Regions from separate parts of the Homo sapiens genome. Here region 1 is linked to region 2. Evidence: chromatin contacts called from ENCODE Hi-C data. All regions are on one chromosome and are shown on one strand. The core of a region is the stretch at or near the end of the contact, and the rest is flanking DNA. Distances in the headings are between cores, read along the strand shown. Region 1 holds the start of KRTAP19-5 (keratin associated protein 19-5). Region 2 holds the start of KRTAP23-1 (keratin associated protein 23-1).

Evidence for each region. A loop is a pair of places that touch in the nucleus more often than their neighbours do.
Region 1: a loop to region 2 is called in a map of PC-3, with 2.8 times the contacts of the local background. The contact joins the promoter of KRTAP19-5 here to the promoter of KRTAP23-1 in region 2. A Hi-C loop is called at or near these places in 1 of 168 maps with a recorded cell type or tissue (PC-3).

Annotation. Positions count from the first base shown.
Region 1 is chr21:30,497,794-30,504,979 of GRCh38, forward strand. It overlaps KRTAP19-5 (keratin associated protein 19-5), which reads right to left and starts at 4,348. Exons shown (of 1, transcript NM_181611.3): 1 at 3,864-4,348. The coding sequence starts at 4,297. The coding sequence ends at 4,079.
Region 2 is chr21:30,344,044-30,351,167 of GRCh38, forward strand. KRTAP23-1 (keratin associated protein 23-1) reads right to left here and starts at 4,563. Exons shown (of 1, transcript NM_181624.1): 1 at 4,356-4,563. The coding sequence starts at 4,563. The coding sequence ends at 4,366.

The DNA of each region.
Region 1 (7,186 bases), core at 3,098-5,597, 150 kb after region 2:
AATTATTGCAAAGAGGCATGCAAATTCAGTTGTGAAAGCACAACATTTGGAAATTACTTATAAGACTAAAAATAACTGATCACTGTATTTGAGATCATATAAGGTTAAAAAGAACTTAAAAGCTCAAAGTTGAAATTAAGGGCACAGCTGAATTAACAATATTTGGGGTCACCTGTGGCTGTATGTGACTAAATTCTTGGAGTCAACTGAGGACTTGCACCCTCAGTTATTTCTTCTGCCTGTTATCTTGTAATATTATACCTACATTTTGGAGATTCTGAAAACATTTCTAATGTTAATGGTATCTTATTGAATTTCAAAGAGCCCTTATATTTAAATTATCTTTTTATATATCCTATACCTTAATAAACATTTAACAACTTAGTGGACTAGCATGGTATTTCCTGAGAAGAAAAAGGTGTATGTGTGTGTGTGTGTGTGTGTGTGTGTGTGTGTGTGTGTGTGTGTGTGATGAATTTGATGAATTTTTGCATATGTGCTTACACTACCTACACCAAGCACACTCTAATCTCCAAAATGTTTCCATTGTTCCATTATGGCAAATATCATTCCCTAGAGATAATCTTCTTTCCAGTTTTTAACAACAGCTTCAAAAGATCTTGTCAATAGTATTCTAAATTTACAGTCTCATCAGCAATGTAGAAATGTATAGTCTCATGAGCAATGTAAGAAAATTCTAGTTGTTCCACATATTTGATAATGCTTGTCATTTTTAGACTGTTTAATTCTGACTATTCTTGTGGGCATTTAGTAATATCCAAGTATTGATTTAATTTAGTTTTTGCCTGATGAGTAATGATACTGACCACCATTTTATATGTGTATTGGCCATTTAGATATTCTCTTTTTAAAAGTACCTGCTCATGTATTTCGTCCATTTTTAAGTGGGTTTGTTATATTCTAGCACTGATTTGTGGGAGCTTTTTACATACTTGGATACAGGTATTTTGTAAAAGTTTGGTTTTGAAAATATTTTCTGCCAACATGTGGTTTGTTTTTTCACTTTCAATTAATGTTTATATGTAAATAGATTATCTTAATATCAGATAAAATTTGTTAATATTTGTATTTTATGTTTAATGCTTTTTTGTCCTAATTGAGAAACTTTTGATTACCTCACATCTTATTCTTAATTTCTTTGTCTTGTCTTTTCAGAACCTGTTCCATTTTTATGAAGCATCCTAAATCAAAAGACAGTGGCTAACTTGAATATTAAATTCTCATTATTTCAGTTGGAAGCTATAAAATCACAAATAAACAGGTTTAATGTTATCACGCTGCCTATTTTGCTCTGTCAGATCTTTGCTCAGTTGCGGGGCTAATGATCCTATGATGCATTTTCTCTAGACCAGGCGACAGCTTTTCCTTGGAAGGAAATGTATTCTTAAGGTATTCTTTTAATTTCAACACAAATCAATACAATCTAACAACTAGAGATGTAATAATATGATGAAATTGCATTAAACTAAAAGTGGTACTTTCTCTAGATGGTTATATTAATTGTTCTTCTTTTGACATAGACAGCCTTTCTTCAGACTGTGATGCCATTGACCACTTAGGGAGTAAAAAGTTTTCATGTGAAATTCTGTCATACTCAGTAAAACTAAATAGTACAGCCCTGCAATGAAGACACTAAGATATTTTTACCGAGATCTATTTATGGCAAAACTGCAACATCTCACTTGAATTGAATGAAAGAATTGGTCATAGCATCTAGCTAAGCAAATCCATCCATAAGTTCAGTAAACAAGCCAGAGTTTTTCAAATGCGTTATGATTTCTTTTAAATATTAAAATATTGGATTTGCACTATTAACAAGTTGTTTTTACACAGATAAAGCTACATTAGAAATTGCTAAGTTCAAGATTCTACAACAGAGTGTTTACAAATGAAATTAAATAGAGGTGGTCATTTGGCCATGACAATTAAACTCTTCAGACGCACATGAACAGAGCCTTCGAGATGCTTCATGTGACAACACACAAGAAGAGAAGTAAAAAATGAATGGAACAGTGAGCATGGGGAAGTAGAATGCCTGATACTCAGTAAAACTGGGTTCTGGTCTGGGCTCTCCTTGTCATGCCATTTTTGATCCTTAGCAAATGATTTCACTTTTTGGAGATCTTTTCCCATTCAAGATGGTATTAGGGTAAGCACTGGGAAAACTTTATAGTAGTTCCCCTGCATGCTCCACAGTTCTTTTATATTATTTTCCTGGCATTTTTGAATTTGCTTGACTCCAACTAAAGACATTCGCTTTTATTTCAGTACTGAAATATATTATTCTTGAAACATAATAATATGTTATTGCATATTTTTCATGGGCAAGATACTTATCTGAAATACCAACACGAAAAGGCCCACATTTGCTTGTTAAAGGTTAAAAGAGACTTGGCTAGAGTGTATAAAGCTTCAGGTCAATCACAGCCTTAATATGAATTACTTCACAAGTGATGGCAATGATTTCTATATTTCCTAGGTGTGTTGCAAAATATAAATGTGCTGATAATATGAAAATACAACTTCGTGTCACACCACAATGGACCAGGAATAAAACATGATAGAAAGTCACAAAAGGGCTGGGCGCGGTGGCTCACGCCTGTCAACCCAGCACTTTGGGAGGTTGAGGCGGGCGGTTCACCAGGTCAGGCGATCGAGACCATCCTGGCTAACATGGTGAAACCCCTTCTCTACTAAAAATACAAAAAATTGGCCAGGCGTGGTGGCGGGTGCCTGTAATCCCAGCTACTTGGGAGGCCTTGGCAGGAGAATGGCGTGAACCTGGGAGGTGGAGCTTGCAGTGAGCCGAGATTGCACCACTGCACTCCAGCCTGGGTGACAGAGCAAGACTCCATCTCAAAAAAAAAAAAAAGTCACAAAAATAAGTTCTTTTTCAGTGTATATTCAGATATATACTTTGTTTTATCAGCACTTTTCTTACCATTAAAGGGGCCATATAAACATACATTTTGAACAAACTATAGAAATACATACTCTTCATGTTGGTCTCCAGTTAAATGTGAAAGTTTATGAAGTTGGTATTTCAAGGCTGAATTTAAACACTAACATGATCTCACTGAAAGCATTGAAATGAAAAAGATATGGTGAATATGGCGCAGTGTTCCAAAGAAAAAGCCTTCTTTTTAATTGAGTGTTATGGTTTTCATTTGTGCATGTACAGTTTACCTTTGGACAACATGGGCTTGGACTGAGTGAATCCACTCATACTGAGATTTTGTTCTACCTCTGCCACTCCTGAGATAGCAAGACCATCGTCCCCGTTCCTCCTCCTCCTCAGCCTATTCAATGTGAAGACAATGAGGATAAAGACCTTTATGATGAGTCGCTTCCACTTAACAAACAGTAAATATAAATTCTCTTCCTTATTATTTTCATAACATTTTCTTTTCTCTTATTTACTTTATTGTAAGAATACAGTATATAATGCATATAAAACACAAAGTATGTGTTAATCAACTGTTTATGTTATCAGTGAGGCTTCCAGTCAACAGTCGGCTACCAGTAGTTAGGTTTCTGGAGAGTCAAAAGTTATATGTGGATTTTCAACTGCATGGGGGAATCAGTACTGCTAACCCCTACATTATTCAAGGGTCAACTGTGACCTTTGAATGTGAATATATACATGCACACACATACATACAGCTATATAGATAGGTGCATGTATATACAAAATTATTTTGTTATATATAATATACTTCTATATGTATAGTAGTTTGTTCTTTTTTCACTGGATATAATTACAAATAACCACTTTGCCATTTTGAGTCAAGCAAAAAACAAAAGTCGTGTATTTGCTTTCAGTTAGCATAATTTATTCTAAAAGGAACAGAGAAACCCCACAGTTATAAAGGTACAAGTAAGACACATCCAGAGACATAAAGCAAAGAATTATGGAATGATAGGTATTCTTAAACCTCTTAGATGCTAACTGCTCTTGATCTTGGCTTGATCCAGGGTGACCTCGTTTGTTTGTTATTGCAGTCAGGTTTGGGTGATCTTCTTATGTCCCCTCATGTTAGGTTGTCAGGGAAGGATTTCAATAAAATCCAGAGAATCCATATCCTCCATAGCATGATGGACGGCAGCTGCGGTATCCATAGCCTCCGAAGCCAGAGCCGTATCCGTAGCCTCCGTAGCCACCGCCATAGCCCAGTCTGCGGAAGCTGCCACATCCACAGCCATAGCCATAGCCCAGGTCATCGAAGCCTCCGTAGCCGTAGCCCAGGCCTCCATAGTAGTTGCCGTAGTAGTTCATGGTGTCAGGAGTGGTGAGTTGGTATGCTGCTCAAGGCAAGATCCTGAGTGTGAACACCAGCATGTGTAGGAGGCTTATATACCCTGGTCAGAGCGTGTGATGAGTCATCTGTATACCCTCCTTTGCTATAGTTATTTGTATTACGTTTGATGTTACAACTCATTTATCTATTGTCTTCTGATGTAGGGAGATGCCCTCATTCTCATTAAAATATTTCAGCTTACTTAATGTCTTATTCAGGACACGATTGAACTTACTGCTTTGCTTTTATGAAAAGAAAGGGCTTACTGTTCAAAATATGCACATTCCAAATGCTCAACAGAATTGCCTATTACCAGGTGTATTACATCATCTACACTTTATGGTATTCCTTTTATAATGAATAATTTCCTTTGTCCGTCATCTTCCAAACTGATAACTTCATATTCAACTAAATTTACAGCTGTTTTTTCAATTTACAGATGTTAAATCTATAGTTTTAAAAAGCAAACTTATTTATCAAGGTGAGGTCTTCAGAAAGTGCCTATATGCACAATACAGGAAAACATTTGAAATCAAAATGATTTTAATGCCCTGCTGTGTACAATCGCCAAAGGACTCAAAAAAAGAGAGTGTATGCTGATTTTTAGCATTTTATTCACAATAACTTTTATACTATTTTTGACTTTGCACACCAGCTTCAGAACCTTTTGGTTGCAAAATACATAAGAATTAATTTCAGAAATTGAGGGCACAAAATCCATCTCCTACGCAGACTTATCAGAGTAGCACTTTAGTTTTCCATTCAAGTCCTAAAACTCTCCTTTATAATTGGTTTTATTCAAAGTCCTGGTAAAATTGCAGATTGCATCTGCCTCTGTTTTGCACATTCTAGTCAATTACTTTCTTTCTTTATCATTTTTCAGTAGTGTATATATGACCTCTATTTCCTTTCTCATTTCAGCTTTTATTCTTCTTCCCATTTTCTTAATGTCTATAGAAACAGCCAGGTAGAAGTTTATTGCATACATTCCCTCTGTCTTCCATCGACTTATCTCAACGCTTTTTTTTTTCTATCTCCTCTTTGTATTCACTGTAACATCTTTCCTGATTTTTTTGTTTGTTTGTTTTTTGAGACGGAGTCTCACTCTGTCGCCCAGTCTGGAGTGCAGTGGCACCATCTCGGCTTACTACAAGCTCCGCCTCCCGGGTTCACGCCATTCTCCTGCCTCAACCTCCCCAGTAGCTGGGACTACAGGCGCCCGCCACCACGCCTGGCTATTTTTTTTGGATTTTTAGTACAGACGGGGTTTCACCATGTTAGCCAGAATGGTCTTGATCTCCTGATCTCGTGATCTGCCCGCCTCGGCCCCGCAAAGTGCTAGGATTACAGGCGTGATTCTGATGTTCTTCTATGTCTATCCTGTACTCATTTATTCTGAGGTAATTTCTAACCACTGCCTACTGATCTGTTAATAGTTCATTAAAATATCATTTTTAAAGCTTTCTATTTTTTGTACTTACTAAACATCCTCAACTCCCCACCCCAGCAAAAATACTTAGAAATAATGAATAAGACCTACTATTTGATAGCACAATAGAGTGACTATAGTCAATAACAACTTAATTGTACATTTTAAAATGTCTTGAGTAAAATTAGACTGTTTGTTAACTCAACAGATAAATACTTGAGGGGATGGGTTTTTTAAAATGTACTCCAACTCCTATGGCTTTCTGAAATTTAAAAGGTATCCTAAAATAGAAATTGTCTTCAAAGTTTTCAAAATAAAGGCACCATGGTGAAATGGCACAGAATAGAGAAACATATGTAAAGAAATTTGCCCTGGGCTTCATAGAGTTCCTCAGCTGACTTTGTTGAATTAGTGAAACAGATACAACATTGAGACCACTCTTGATTAATCTCCATGCAGCACCTGTCTCTTGGCTTCGACAACTAAAAATTCATTTAATTTACATGACTTTGAACATGCTGGTGAGTTTTTGTGAGATTTATAAGTATTTTATCAAACATAAATTTCCTAAAAGGAATGCTTCAGTTCTTCTAAGCAACAGACTAGGGAATTAAAAATTGTTTATTGAAGAAATTCTAAGTAAATTGACAGTAACTGCCACAGCAACCACAATCTGTGCACAACCCTGACTACGCCTTAGTGAGCTACCTTTTTAAGACAGAAAAATAGCTCAATAAGTCTTTCCATTTATAGAGTAGGATTTAATCCAATATTTGCTACATTTCTTTTATCCAAATATTGGTTCATTCTTATTTCTCATCTGAACTTGAAACAGTCAATAAGCTGAGTTCTCAGTGAGTCCTTTTGAAGCCATAAAATCACAAATAACTCAAAATCACAAATAACTATATTAAGGATACCACAGTTTGTCCATATAAATCAGCCTGATAATGTAAGAGTGTTTAATAGCTAATTTTTGTTTGGGATGCATAAACAATGCATACATCTGAGATATAAAACCAAACAAGATATAAATGGAAAACCTCAATAGCCAAATAAGAATTAGAATGTTTTAAAGAAATAGACTATGTGATAATTTTCCACAAGACCAATTAATGATCGTAAGCAGTAAATGATTAATACTAAAATAAAATATATAAATCTACATATTTTATATACAAAATATATAGAACAAATATTTTGTCCTTTTTTCGAAGTGAACAAATAGTAAAATGAAAGCATCCATTGTAAAATGAAGACATATATTCATTTGTAGTGATATTGGTTTTATGCTGAAAGAGATTGTTAGACTCAAAGTCGATTAGACCCAAAGTTGATAGAACAATGATGTTTTATATTTTCTCCTTCTTTTCACTTTTAGGAAGTTTACTTTGGAATATATGCTTAATAACTTTATGATAATGGATAAGGAAGAAGA
Region 2 (7,124 bases), core at 3,313-5,812:
GGTTGAATGTTTACACCTGTAGCCCCAGTGGGCATGAGTTACAGGGTGTTCTTTCAGTTTAGCCGTCCATAGGCAGCTTGTGTTAGCTCAATTACACCCTCTGCCTTATCACAAAGACAGGGGGCTTTCTGTATCCCAGAGTTTCTTGCCTTGGTATACCAGAAGAATCAGGGCACACATGGGCTTGGAGAATGAGTTGAGTGCAAGTTTTATTGGGTGGAAGTAGCTCTCAGCATATGGGGGAGCCAGAAGGGAGATGGAGTGGGAAGGTGGTTTTACCCTGGAGTTGGGCCCGTTCAGTGGCTGGGCTCTCCTCTAACTGCCCCGGCCAAACTTCGCATCATTCCGCTGGTTGACGGTCTGCAGGTCTGCCAGTGTCTGTCAGTGTGCTCTTACACAAGTGCATTCCTCTTGACGTCCAGCCACTTGTGTCTTCTGCCAGTCTGTTCCTCTTGACGTCCAGCTGCTTGTGTGCATGCCCACTAGGGTCTCGGGTTTTTCATAGGTACAGGATGGGGGCGTGGCAGGACAAGTGGTCTTGGGTAATGCAACATTTCGGCACAAAATAAGAAATGGCTGTCCTCACCTAGGTCCGTGGGCACAGGCCCAGGGGGTGGAGCCATAGCCAGGGACCCACCTTTCTCTACCCAGAACTTCCCTGCCCCCTCCCATATCAATAAGACAACAAACTTAATAAATCAAATGTTGTGTGTGTTACAACCGTTCCATCGAATGGTACACCCCTGTCTCTCTCCCTTTCTTCAGGCTTCCCTCTTCCCTGAGACACAACAATATTGCAATTAGTCCAATCAATAACCCTAAAATGGCCTCTGTGTGTTCAAGTGAGAGGAAGAGTCACATACCCTTATTTTAAATCAAAAGCTAAAAATGATTAAGCTTAGTGAGGAAGCCAATGTTGAAAGCTGAGATAGACTGAAAGCTAGGCCTCTTGCACCAAATAGCTAACTTGTGAATGCAAAGGAAAAGTCCTTAAAGGAAATTAAAAGTGCTAACCTATACTAACGAAAAAAATGATACTCTATATGAACACACAAATGATAAGAAAGCAAAACAAGCTCCTTGCTGATATGGAGAAAGTTTTAGCAGCCTGGATAGAAGATCAAACCAGCCACAACATTCCCTTAAGCCAAAACCTAATCCAGGGGGAGGCGCTAACTCTCTTCAATTGTATGAATACTGAGAGAGGTAAGGAAGCTTTAGAAGAAAAGTCAGAAGCTAGCAGAGGCTGATTCATGAGGTTTAAGGAAGGAAGCCATCTCTATAACATAAAAGTGCAAGGTAAAGCAGTAAGTGCTGATGGAGAAACTGCTGCAAGTTATCCAGAAGATCTAGCCAAGATCATTGAAGAAGGTGGCTACACAAAACAGCAGAATTTCAATGTAGATAAAAGAGCATTCTGTTGGAAGATAACATCATCTAGGACTTTCATAGTTAGAGAGAAGTCAATGCCTGGCTCCAAAGTTTCAAAGGACAGGCTGACTCTTTTTTATGGGCTAATGCAGCTGGTGACAAGTTGAAGCCAATGCTCATTTACCATTCTGAAAATCACAAGGCCCTTAAGTATTATTGTAAATCTATTCCACTTGTGCTCTGTAAAAGGAACAACAAAGCCTGGATGACAGCACATCTGTTTACAGCATGGTTTACTGAATATTTGAAGCCCATGGTTGAGACCTACTACTAAAGAAAGATTCCTTTCAAAATATTAGTGCTCGTTGACTATGCACCTAGTCACCCAAGAGCTTTGAAAGGGGCTGGAGGGAAGGCAGAAATGGGCTGCAAATGGGCTTTGCAATTATATTAAGGGGTCTTCATTGGGAAGGAGGATTGTTGAAGGTTTTAAATGAGTGTCTCATTTAAAAACATGTTATCTACGAGTAACAGAAATTGTAATTCAAAATGGCTTAAGCGATAAGAAATTTTATTGGCTTACATAAACCAGTGTCCAGAAGTGAGATGGTCCAGGTTCTGTCCTCCTGCATTTCTCTTGGTTCTGGCCTCTTTCATTTGATGGTTTAATTTTCAGGTTAGATCGGGTATGGTGGCTCACACCTGTAATCCCAGCACTTTGGGAGGCTGAGGCAGGCAGAACACTTGAGGTCAGGAGTTCGTCAACAGCCTGGCCAACATGGCAAAACCCCATCTCTACAAAAAATACAAAAACTAGCTGGGCGTGGTGGCATGCACCTGTAATCCCAGCTACTCAGGAGGCTGAGGCAGGAGAGAATCGTTGGAGGCAGGAGAGAATCACTTGGAACCAGGAGGAAGAGGTTATAGTGAGCTGAGATTGTGCCACTGCACTCCAGCCTGGGCAACAGAGGGAGACCCTGTCTCAAGAAAAAAAAAAAAAATTCAGGCCATATGCAAAACGGATGCAGCATTCCACATATAACAAAGTCCAGAGGTAGAGAGAATCGTTTTAAGAAATCCCAGAGACACTTTGGGAGGCCGAGGTGGGCAGATTGCGAGGTCAGGAGATCGAGACCATCCTGGCTAACACGGTGAAACCCCGTCTCTACTAAAAATACAAAAAATGAGCCAGGCATGGTGGCAGGCGCCTGTAGTCCCAGCTACTCGTGAGGCTGAGGCAGGAGAATGGCGTGAACCCAGAAGGCGGGGCTTGCAGTGAGCCGAGATTGCGCCACTGCACTCTAGTCTGGGTGACAGAGCAAGACTCCATCTCAGAAAAAAAAAAAAAAAAAGAAAGAAACCCCAGAGAAGGAACTTTACCAGAAGCATTGTTCCACATGGCTCCTTGTTTCTCATTGGCTTACCTCAGATCACATGCTCATTCCTGAGCCAATCACTTTCAGTAGGCATTGGGGCGCTCTAGAGTAGCCAAATTCAATCCTTAAGCCTAAGGCATAATCACGTTCATTTGCAGGACTATGTGTGGACGAGGAGGGATGCACAAACAAAATCCAATTTCCATAGAAAGAAGAGCGAGAAGGAAAACAGCTGTGAGAGCAGTGAACGATGAGCTACCCACCTCCATTTAGATATTTGAAAATGTATATGACTGTGTTCCACTTAATGTAAGAATATAATGGACTGTCTAGTTTTGCATCCAGATACAAGCCCAGGATATCAAGAGGTAAAGTCTTATCTCTCAGTCCGTGTCACCTATGCATGATACTGCCAGGTTTCAGACAGTTTTCAGGTGACTTCTATTATAACACCGGATGGCTTTATAGTGACCTAATGAAAGGAGGAGGGAGTGAACCATCAAATTAAAAAAAAAAAAACTCTTAGATATTATATTCTTCTTATTATAGTGGAATGCATACATCTTTAATTTCATGTATACCTAAACTATTTGTTTCATTACACTTGCTACTGAACTCAGTTAAAATCCTGACCTCAGAATTTCATTGTGGCTTATATATGTCTGGGAAGGAAGATTACAGGAAGGATTTTGATAATGTTCTCATAAAAACAGCCAGGCTAGTACTTGCTAAAACATCACTGCTGTCTCTGGATATTTTCTTCCTAGACTAGACCCATGAGTAGCTTAACCAAAGTGAAGTGTCCTGATTAGGCCTAAATGGCCATGAATAGAAAAACAGAGATAATCTCCTGTCCTATCTCTGAGTCTACTTGGCAGAAATTCCCAGGAACTAGATCTCTGTTGTTAGAAAACTCTGCCTATCAAGGAACCTACTCCTTTCCCTCAAAGTGAATATTTTATTTTTAGACAAAAAGTGGGGGTTTCAAATTCCCGACAGACATCTTATAAAGAAAATTAACACAAGATTTGTGATCTGATATCAGATTAAATGAGTTTATTTGAAGAAAAAGAAATCAACTCTTGCTCCATTTTTAACTAGAGAAGGAAGGGAAAATACAAGAAAACAGAAGAAAAAGAGATGAGTATTCTATGAGAAATGTTATTTTAATATTAATAAGTTTAAAACAATTATCTTTTCTGGATAGTAGAATATAGGTTCTAGCCAGATGATAGCTGAGATGGACTTTGAGAGAAATAATTGTAATGTGGAGGTTTGGAGCCCTTAGCAAGTTGATCGGTAGAAGCCAGATCCACAAGTTGGTCTGTAACAGGAAGACTGGAATGTCCTAAAGAGAACATATGTTGGGTGGCAGAATCCAGATCCATAGCCCAGGGAAGGGAAGCCACAGCCTCCATAACCCAGGGATCTGACGCCACTGGACCCACGGCCCACTGAGTAGCAGCTCCTAGATCCATAGCCCAGGGAGCGGCAGCTGCTGGATCCAAAGCCTAGAGACTCAGAGTAAGTCGACTGGCAGGGACTGCAGAGCACGGAGCTTCTGGGGCGGTAGCAGGAGGTCTGGCAGGGGCTGGACTCCACACAGGACATCTGGCAGCTAGGGGTTTCCCAGCAAGTCTCCTGAAAGCCCTTGCAGAGAGAGGAACCCAGCTGGCAGGTGCTGGGAGATCAAAGGTTCAGTGCTGTAGACCAGGTTGCTGGGGTACGAGGAGCCACCACGGGAGTAGCCTGAGTAGCACAGGTAGCCCTCACAGGAATGGGAGGAGAAGTTTCCACAGCAGCAGTTGTAGGACATGTTGACAGGAGATGTGAGTTCAGCTGAGCTGCATTGAGAAGATGCCCTGATGTCCCTGCCTGTGCCCAATGATCCAGTGATGTTTACACCCTCACACTGCTGGGCGTGATGCAGTATCCGGGAACCCCCCCATTCTTGTGAATGTGTTTTCATCAAATGACTAAGTAACCTAGGTTATAATTATAACTCAACACATTCATTTGTCTTTAACAGCAGTGTAATCATTCCAGTTTATAGAAGCCCATTGGCTTCTCTCTCTCTCTCTCTCTGTCTCTTTCTCTCTCTCTCTCTCTCTCTCTCTCTCTGCAGAAATAAGGTTTGGTTTGCTTTCAGAAACATTGGTGATGATACATACAGTGCCTCCCCACCCCTTTTACTGAGCTTGACTGTGGGTATTCTGAGCTTCAGCCTACAAATTCTTACCAGCAATGTACTCCCAACAGTAATCAGCAGCCACCCACCCCCCATTATTTACATATGTTTTATTAAGCATTAACTACATGCGCAACATTTAAAAGTGTGGTATGATTTAATCTTTGCAAATATCTTATGAGATACAAGTTGTCATAAACAATTTAGAAGTAAGGCCATGGAGGTTTGGAAAAGTTATGTAACATTCAGGTAATAAATCAAACAAATCATGGACCCCATGTCATCCCAGGTGTGTCTGTCTTTAAGGCTAGCACAAACCACAGAGCTATATAGACAATTTGTGAAGCTTGTAATTTCTGCTCCCAGAATCACATGGACAATTGAGTATGCAGGTGAAAAAAAAATTCCAAGGTGTTAATATTTGCATTTCATCTGATATATCTACTTGAGTATTCTTACCCCTTTTATGAATTCCCCAAATATAGCCAACTGAGGGGACAGCTTCTTAATTGATTTTGGTTATTTTTTTAGTATTCAGAGTTACTATGGAGATGCTTTGTTACAAATTATCTTCTATTTGCCCTCTCACTCAGTTTATCCTAGTTAAGCAACTCATGTTTTATCCACCATGGAGTTATTAGATTCTTTTTCAGTGTGAGGCAGAAAATTCTTTGGCAAACACAGACTTTCACTGGGACTAGTTGCGAAAAACTGATATGCCTTTAGTGAGTTGACTACCAATAAAATACATTTGCAGAAGCTTGAATTTTAATAGGGTGCCGACCTTTTGCCAACTCAGTTGGGAGTGAGAAATACGACACCTTCCAGAGTGATTCATTTCACTCCTTGCTGAGCTTCTCTTGTTCATCCTTCTAGGAAGACAAAGCAGCATAAAATTTACCATTATATTAAGTGGTTAAAATTATCTTTACCACTATAAAACATCAGTGGTATAAAGAAAAATCTTGGAATTAGAAATGTCTTTTTCCCCACTTGTTATCATATCCAACTTCTGCCTTCAAGCATCTTTTAGAAATTGGAAAGCAAAAAGCTATTTATGTAATTTGATCTTTTCAAACTGTTTCATAGATGATTGTTTTTTGTAATCTCCTGTAATATTTGCTTATCTGGCAACAATGGAATATTTTGTCCATTGTTTTGCTAACAAATTTCTACCAAATGCATTGCTCACATTGCACCAAATCCCTTTGTGAAAGATGTACCAAAATGGAGTCATTTATGTCAAACTCTAACAAAATGGGGTCAAGAGAGGCCACAAAAAAAATCCTCGTGCACACATGCCTGTAACAAGGGTTATCACAAGACCTTCTTCAAATTGCACTATTCCAGATAAATAGGTTCCAGGACAGTTACCTAGCAACAGCTGTCTTTACCAATAAACAAATGTCAACTCCTACAATGAGCTTTTGACCCGTGAACTTGTCTCAAAGCAGCTTACCTGGACCTCTCTTTGTATTTAAAAACTTCTCCTGTGCCCTAACCCCTTGGATGTGCCTATGATCCATCATCCACCATAGCATGCACATTCCTAGATTGCACTTCGCTGCTCTTTCCAATTAAAACTCATTTGTTCTGAAGAGCATATGTGAGTTTCTTTTTAGGTTGACACTTCTCATCCCTCAATGCCAAAATCAAACTCCTCCTATCAGATAGGTGTTCATCTCAACTAGACTTAGCTCTTCAGGAACAAAGATCTCAGTATTTTGTAATCTAGTTCACACACACACACACTGTGGAGGATTTGCAAGGGATGTACTTTGAAATGGCTCATGCAGGATGAATAATATTTCAGCTTGCAGGGAAATTACATATGTGAGAAGAACGAAGAACGCAATGCACAGAAGTTTTGTGGGGTGAGTGATGATGCTTAGTCTTCTTTGACCTAATTCCTGGCACATCATGGGTGCTCATAGATTATTTATATCAAATAATTAACTTTTATTTTACTTTCACTCAAGATAAATGTATGCATGTGAAAATAATGTTTCTGCTTTTAAAGTTACCTCTAATTAAAAGTGAAATGAATATTAAATCTATCTTTTATAATGAATATATCCCCAAGTTAATCATAACCAGTAAACCAAGGCCTGTTAAGATAGAGCACCTCTTAGAAGATGAACGGAGGATGGAAATTATGGTTTTAGTGCGTAGGGGAATATTCTGAACAA